Linked DNA regions of Homo sapiens: region 2 is linked to region 1. Evidence: chromatin loops called from intact Hi-C (ENCODE). Cell type or tissue: IMR-90. All regions are shown on one strand.

Evidence for each region. A loop is a pair of places that touch in the nucleus more often than their neighbours do. Peaks named below come from ENCODE experiments on the same cell type or tissue, not always from the same donor. Only the 100,000 strongest peaks of a DNase experiment are listed, where the experiment ranks them.
Region 2: a loop joins it to region 1, with 4 times the contacts of the local background. A loop is called at or near these places in 19 of 110 quality-filtered maps.

What each region holds. Positions count from the first base shown.
Region 1 is chr2:182,075,845-182,079,844 of GRCh38, forward strand. All of the region lies in intron 4 of PPP1R1C (protein phosphatase 1 regulatory inhibitor subunit 1C), which reads left to right. Among named protein-coding and RNA genes, the nearest start is that of PPP1R1C, 92 kb to the left of the region's middle. In IMR-90, a CTCF peak has its summit at 1,990 (motif pointing left); DNase peaks (open chromatin) are centred at 1,337 and 1,927; H3K27ac peaks cover 1,080 bases.
Region 2 is chr2:181,915,140-181,919,139 of GRCh38, forward strand. ITPRID2 (ITPR interacting domain containing 2) reads left to right here. Exons shown (of 18, transcript NM_001130445.3): 11 at 77-1,288; 12 at 3,459-3,536; 13 at 3,616-3,743. Among named protein-coding and RNA genes, the nearest start is that of ITPRID2, 25 kb to the left of the region's middle. In IMR-90, no CTCF peak of the experiment used is centred here; DNase peaks (open chromatin) are centred at 1,782 and 2,062; H3K27ac peaks cover 445 bases.

The sequences.
Region 1 (4,000 bases):
ATGATAAGCTTTGCCTCAACTTACAGTACTTCTGTGAAAAAATATATTTTATGTATCAAAAATTGTCACTGGATGATAATGCTCACATTATGTAAAAATAGGTCTCAAAACATATTTTTGTGTGGCAAAAATAAAAAAATTAAAGTAGTTTAAATGCTTTTTTTAGTATATGCTTATAATGTATTATTTTATCTTTAAGTTTTACATTTAGTCCCACAGCTTATTATGTTGATTTTTGCCTTGAAAAAGTTTACTCTGTGATTGTAGGAATTAGTCTGGATCTTTTAGAACAGTTCTTAATATCTCTAAAGTTATCTATAAATCAAGGATTTTGAACTTTTTTTTTTCTTTTCTTTTTTTTTTTTTTTTTTTTTTTTTTTTTTTTTTTTTTTTTGAGACGGAGTCTCGCTTTGTCTCCTGGCTCACTGCAAGCTCTGCCTCCCAGGTTCACGCCATTCTCCTGCCTCAGCCTCCTGAGTAGCTGGGACTACAGGTGCCCGCTACCACGCCCGACTAATTTTTTTTTTTTGTATGAACTTCTATAATAGAAAAAAGGGACCAAAAGAGAAATCCTCTCCTACTGTCTGTTCATCTTTTTTAAAAATGCAAGCAAGAAGTACTTGTTCCTGCCTTTGATGTTATTGAAGAAATAATATATGTAAAAATCAGGAGAATGGAGGGAAAGAGCATTGGATCTGTGATTTCATACACTGCACTCATTTATGCTTTAAGTCCTGATGGTTAATGAAGTCAATCAGAACCCCCCCACCCCAAACCTCCTAACTCTACCATTATTCCTTGATGTAATTCCCTCTTTGTGCAATAAGTTAATTAGTACTTTTACAATAATTTTCTTCAAAATACTTTTCTATTAATCTTTCTCAATTATGTATGGCTGTAGTATCTTGCTTATGCTATTTTCTTCAACATTTTAATTTTTCTACTATTAACAAACTTAATTGGATTTTAAATAACACATCTGTAAATCCTACCACGAAGAAATATGGAAGAGTGTTGTTTGCCAAAGATTCTTAGCCTATCTGATGTTGATCCCTGTATACTCCTTTGTACCAGTCTTACTCATCCTAAACTTTGTAAAAATAATAATGGAATTAGTTTTTCTTTGGGCCTTTCTTAGAAGATGGTAGGCAGTGTCATTTGATTATTATTAATTAATTTTTTACAGTTACTTGGGCATACAAATGTGTCCTAGACATAATGAAAACTTCTAGTCTACCTTCAAATTTTTAGAAAATTACTACGTGAATACTCATTTGTGTAAATGAAAACGAAAACTCTCTTTTATGACCTCAAAGAACCTCAAAGAATGGCAAAATAGGTTTCAAGTTTCAGATATGTAAACATTGCTACATTAAACTGTTTGTTTTAAAGTAACATAAAATGTCATAAACTTACTTTTTTTGGATTAAGATACATTTTGTGAGAGCTGAACCATGATAAAAAGGAGAAACGCCTGATCGTCTTAATTTTTATGTGAATCGACTTTAATTAACATATAAATGTTTTGAAAAATATCACAGGGCCTCACTGGCAATGTCAAAGCTTTATTTCATTTTATTAAGATTAATTAATTGTTGAATCACCACATGTCCCATGTTTTACTTATAAGGCCAAACCAAAGAATTCTTTGCATCTATATCAGCATCCTTAGCTTTTCAGACAGGCATTTTAATCTCTTCTGATCTCTGAGATAAATATATTTTTTCACGTAATTATGTAATTACTCAATAGACCAGAGCAGATCCCATGGAGCCACTGCAGTGTGTGCTGTATAAATAATGTTCTGTTCTACCCCTGATAATTGGCCAGTAGAGCCTCCTAGGAGAGTTTTTATCCCTTGAATAAACACTACATAGGCAAGGAGGGTTGACTCAGTATTTTCTTCATTGGCAATGAAACAGAAGCACTTCACACTCAGTGCTTATTAGATCATTTTAAAAAGAACACAGTGCTTATGACCCTACAGCTCCCTCTGCTGGTTCACAAAGTTTAAAAAGTACAAGTAGAAAATAATGTTTAAGAAGTGGAACCCTTGCCGGGCGTGGTGGCTCACGCCTGTAATGCCAACCCTTTGGGAGGCCAAGGAGGACGGCTTGAGATCAGGAGTTTGAGACCAGTCTGGCTAACATGGTAAAACCCCTATCTCTACTTGAAAATGCAAAAAAATTAGCCGGGTGTGTGGCGCACACCTGTTGTCCCAGCTACTCCGGAGTCTGAGGCAGGAGAATCGCTTGAGCCCGGGTGGCAGAGGCTGCAGTGAGCTGAGACCGTGCCACTGCACTCCAGCCTGGGTGAAAAGAACCTGAGCCCCTTAGGAGAAAAATATGTCATTTTTGGTATGAAATGGGGTTAAACTAAGGGAATAAGCAACAGAAAGTCTTCTTATTTTTATGATTATTAAATTGTGAGCCACCTTACTCACCATCTGTCTTTAATCATCCAAGCATATGTATTCCTGTCGTGTCTTACTTTTTGCAGTAAAAAGCAGGCTCTAGATAGAGTAGGCAGGTATTTTTTTCAGGACAACCGTAACCAAAGTGAGCTTCATGAGTCTATCAGCCCCACATTAACAGCTCTATTCCTTCATAAGGCAGATTATTATTCATAGGGGTCCTTAAGGTACCTTTACTCCATATGAAGGAGTGGCAAATGAAAGATGTAAAGAAATGAACATCTTCTTCAGACTGACTAGTTAAAATCCTATGTATCTCATCTTTCTGATATTGATAACCACCTTCATTTGGTACGGGAAAAAATAGCAGAAAGAAGGAGAACTGGAGTAGGAGAAACGTGGGCTTGAATCCCAGCTCTGACAATTCAAATCTGTGTCGTCTTCTTCCAGTTATTTAACCTTTATACTCTTTCTTGTTCACATCTATAATTTGAAGATAACCTCAGAGAGTCATGTGAGTGAAAAATAAAGTAATATATGTATAGTGCCCAATATGTAGCAGGTGTGTTTTAATTGTAGTAAACACTACTCCTGAGAAATCTGGGTTTCTGCCCCAACCAACAGAATGACACAGAGAATGTCAAAGAGAAATCATTTCCCTTCCAAACATTCTGAAAGTATGGCCAGGCAACATACAGTCAATCATATAAAATACATAGTTTTTATTTAAAGAAGTTAATGTGATGTGACTTTTCCATAGTTACACAATCTGCAATCAAATTCTATTTATTTTTTGATATGGAGACAAGATCAGAAATATAGTTGACTCTACAGAATTGTAGGTTCCAGAAACCATTAAATCAGGCTATAAAAGAAGCTATGTAAACACTATATTCTGATGAAGAGGATTTAGATAATGAGTTGTAGAGGTTGTCATAGATTATTACAAATAAATTCACGTCTCTGATAGCTCTCTATTGCTACTTACATAGCAGATGTGTTTATTTTAGTATATTAGGTTTTGACAAGACAGTAAACAATGGTTTTATAATCTAATAGCTAGATAAGGAAAAATGGTTTGAGCCTAATGTCTTACGTATTCTGAACAACAGTTTGCCTTCAGGTAATGCTGCGCTGTGTCTTGTTCCCTATACACAGGTTAGGTCATTCTTTATTATCAGGTAATAAAAAATAATAGAGGAAGTATAAGCAGTGGCTAAGTGCAAAAATCTGAAGCCTGAGAATCTCAGTTTGAATTCTAGTTCCATTTAACTGTCTGACCTTGAGAGAGTGGGTTGGATGCCTCATCTGTGCTTCATTTTCTTTGCTTCTAAAATGGAGGTAATAAAAGTGTGCACTTTGTATCAGTTTTCAAGGACTGCCTTAATAGATTCCCACAAACTTGGTACTTAACACAAAAGAAATGTTTCCTCTCACAGTTGGTGAAGCTAGATGTCTAAAAACCAAGGTATCAGTAGGGCCATGCTCCCACTGAAGGCTGTAGGGAAGATTCCTTCCTTGCCTCTTCCAGTTTCTGGTGGCCCCAGGTGTTCTTCAGCAAGTCCTCAGGTGTTTCTGGGAGTGGAA
Region 2 (4,000 bases), 160 kb before region 1:
CCATGTTGGTTTGGTATTTTGTTAGTGACTCTTCTTACATATATTCTTCATCTTTCCACCTATTTTCTTTTCACAGGTTCAGGAGTCCTTGCAGGCTATGGGGAGTAGTGCTGATAGTTGTGACAGTGAGACAACAGTTACGTCACTTGGTGAAGACCTTGCCACACCAACAGCACAAGACCAGCCTTATTTTAATGAATCAGAGGAGGAGTCTCTTGTCCCTCTTCAGAAGGGACTAGAGAAGGCAGCAGCAGTTGCAGACAAAAGAAAATCAGGTAGCCAGGATTTCCCTCAGTGCAACACCATTGAGAATACAGGAACTAAACAGTCCACCTGTAGTCCAGGGGATCATATCATTGAAATTACTGAAGTGGAAGAGGATTTGTTTCCAGCAGAGACAGTAGAGCTACTGAGGGAAGCAAGTGCTGAAAGTGATGTGGGTAAAAGCAGTGAAAGTGAATTTACTCAGTATACCACACACCATATTCTGAAATCATTGGCTTCTATTGAAGCTAAATGCAGTGATATGAGCTCTGAAAATACAACTGGGCCTCCCTCTTCCATGGACAGAGTTAATACAGCTTTGCAAAGAGCTCAAATGAAGGTTTGCAGTCTGTCTAATCAAAGGATGGGGCGTAGCCTGCTAAAATCAAAAGATTTGTTAAAACAAAGGTACTTATTTGCAAAAGCTGGCTATCCTCTAAGAAGGTCTCAGTCTTTACCAACCACCTTATTGAGCCCAGTAAGGGTTGTGTCCTCTGTCAATGTTCGATTATCTCCAGGAAAAGAGACCAGATGCAGCCCACCTTCCTTCACCTATAAGTACACACCTGAAGAGGAGCAGGAATTGGAAAAGCGGGTGATGGAACATGATGGTCAGTCTTTAGTTAAATCGACCATTTTCATCTCTCCATCATCTGTGAAGAAAGAAGAAGCCCCCCAGAGTGAGGCGCCGCGGGTGGAGGAATGCCATCATGGAAGGACTCCTACCTGTTCACGGCTTGCTCCACCACCAATGTCTCAGTCTACCTGTTCCCTTCATTCCATCCACTCTGAGTGGCAAGAAAGGCCCCTGTGTGAGCACACAAGAACTCTGAGCACTCACAGTGTTCCCAACATATCAGGGGCTACTTGTAGTGCCTTCGCTTCCCCTTTCGGGTGTCCTTACTCACATAGACATGCCACCTACCCTTACCGAGTGTGCTCTGTGAATCCTCCTTCAGCCATAGAAATGCAGTTGCGAAGAGTATTACATGATATTAGAAACTCACTGCAGAATCTTTCACAGGTATGAGAAAAAGTATGTTATCATTAGCTTTTTTCTTTTACTGCTCTGAGCACTTTTTAATTCACAGAGAAGCTAAGGCACATCAAGTATGAACTACCTCAGCTTTATTTTCTGACATGTCTAAACTTAATCTGCATCTGCCTTCGTTTTCTATCTTCCCTCCTGTTTCAAGGGAGAAGCTGTAACTAACCCTGATCAAAGTCGATTTCTCTGCTCACAAGTCTGTCTCCTTTCCAAGAGGAGAGATTTTTCTCGTTAAGTATCCTCCCATTTTTAGTCTATCATCCACTGTCTTTGTTTTAGTCTAGAATCTTTTGTCATTTCTATTATTAAAAAATCTTCCCTCTTAAAGTTCTTTCTCTCTTTCTCTCTGCTATTTGAACATGTTGACTACCTTTTCCTTTTCCAAGTTTTCTCCCTGTTGGCTTCTGTGGCACCACGTTCTCCTGGTTCTGCTCGTAGCTCTCTGACTAAGCTTTCCCCTTCACCTACTGACCCTCGATGCTGTGCACAGAGTTAGTCTACTTCCACTGGACTCAAAGACTGGAACTACTCCAGACCAGAAAATAACAAATCAGGTAAAGTGTGAATTTGATTTAAAATGCTCTGTATGTCTTGTCACTTTTAAAGTCATTCTCAGATTTGTTAGTAGACTGGAAATAATTTTCCCAAAAAAATTTTGAAAATAAGTACGTTGTCTTCAGTTTTGCCTTTTACATTTTCTTGAACATTCTCTCTGAATGAATCATGTTTAGACAATTGAGGGATTGAAGAAAATGACAATGTAATATAGTCATGAGAGCATTCAACAAAGAGTCAGGAGGCCTAGAATGAATGTAATAGACCTCTTATCATGACATAGTAGACAGGGAGCCACTTGGAAAGTAAAAATCAAAGGTGTAACTTCTCAAGTTATAATAAGATATACCTCCTCTTAACTGTAAGTTTTATCCTCATGACAATTGTCCCCTAACAGTTTTCTGTTTAAACAGAATGTGGGTGTTTCTTATTCCTCCTTACAAAATATAGTTCTGTCTGTGATGGAACTTGCAGCTGTGATTATGTCAAGCTGGGGATTTCCAGGACCCTGTCCACCAGTACCGTGGTGCATCTTTCTAGGCCACCTAGTTCTTCTGCTCCAGCTGTGGTCTCTTTCTCCTGGATATCCCAGCAATAACTCAGCTAATACATCTCCCCATGCCTACCCCACCCTACACTAGTGGACAGGTGCTTTCTATGATGTGGTCTCTGACTATCTCTCCAGCCTCATTCCTTAGCTGTAGGATTGTGCACAGGTCTCTAAACAGTTGTGTGTTCTTAGGTATCTGCACATGGCTGATTTTGTGTTTTGTTTTTTTAAAATAAAAAGATGAAGTTTCTGTTTCTCGCCCACGTGGAGTGCTGGAGACAGTGGTGTAATCATGGCTCCCTGCAGTCTTGAACTCCTGGGCTCAAGTGATCCTCCTGCCTTGGCCTCCCAAAGTACTGGGACTATAAGCCACTTTTTTTTAACCGAGATCACCCAGTCTTTGCCTTTCTTTGCATAATCAAGCCCTATTTACTGTTAAGGCTCAGTTCAAGTAGTGTTACCACTTTTGGGAAAGTTCACGTAATCTGAATTTTTCTGTGTTCATCATAGCACTCCTTCCACAGTATTAGAATTTTTTTAAAATTTCCTTTATTTTTCTTTACACTGTGAGAACACCTGAAGGCTGGGAATACCTTTTATGTTTTTATCTCACTGCCTAAAATAGTGGCATATAGGAAATGCTAAGATGTCTGAGAAAGACGACAATGATTGCTTGCTCTCCAGCAAAGTTAATAATCACTATAATCTCATGATGATATTTGCAATGGCTTCTACATTTTTGCGTTTTGATTTTGTTTTTTTTTAGTTTCGCAAGAGGGAAGTCCTGAAAGAAATAGATGTGAACTATGTTCCTTCGCCTCCTCCTCCCACGTAGATTGACTTATACCTGGAACAGCTAGCAGTACTAGGTGTCATTGGGAACTGATTTCTTTTTTCCTGCTTACAATATGAAGGTTTTTTGGATCCTTTTGTCTTAAAGAGAAAAATATATAGGCCCCAAATTCTGCCTTTTAACCCCTTAAGTGATTTGGAAGTATTCACTTTAACATTGGTTTTAATCCTACTTTTACTTTTTTGAAGTACCCTATGATGAGAGGACCTGATCCTGCTGCTGCTCCATATAGTACTCAGAAATCATCTGTTCTACCTCTTTATGAAGTAAGTTCTTTCTTACATCTTTGTGTTCCAAAATAATTTGTAGAATTTAGAAGTGTAATTTTGTTATATTGCATTCTAGAATACTTTTCAGGAGCTCCAGGTAATGAGGCGGAGCCTGAATTTGTTTAGAACACAAATGATGGATTTAGAATTGGCAATGCTGCGTCAGCAAACCATGGTTTATCATCATATGACTGAGGAGGAGAGGTAAAAGTTCATTTTGTCTTAGCACACCTCAAAAAGCTTTTCATTCAAAGTCTTCTCAACTTATATTTTTTAAAATTAGGTTTTGATTCTACTGCTGTGTACCTTGTATCTGTTTTGTGAACCAGTGTAGATAAGATTAGTCATAGATAGTGTTTTACTAAGTAAACTTGTATGCCTTCAATATCCTAAGGGTAGTGGTAACCTGCTTTCCCGTGTTTGAGATATTTGTGAGAGGATAGGGGAAGAAAGACTAATGT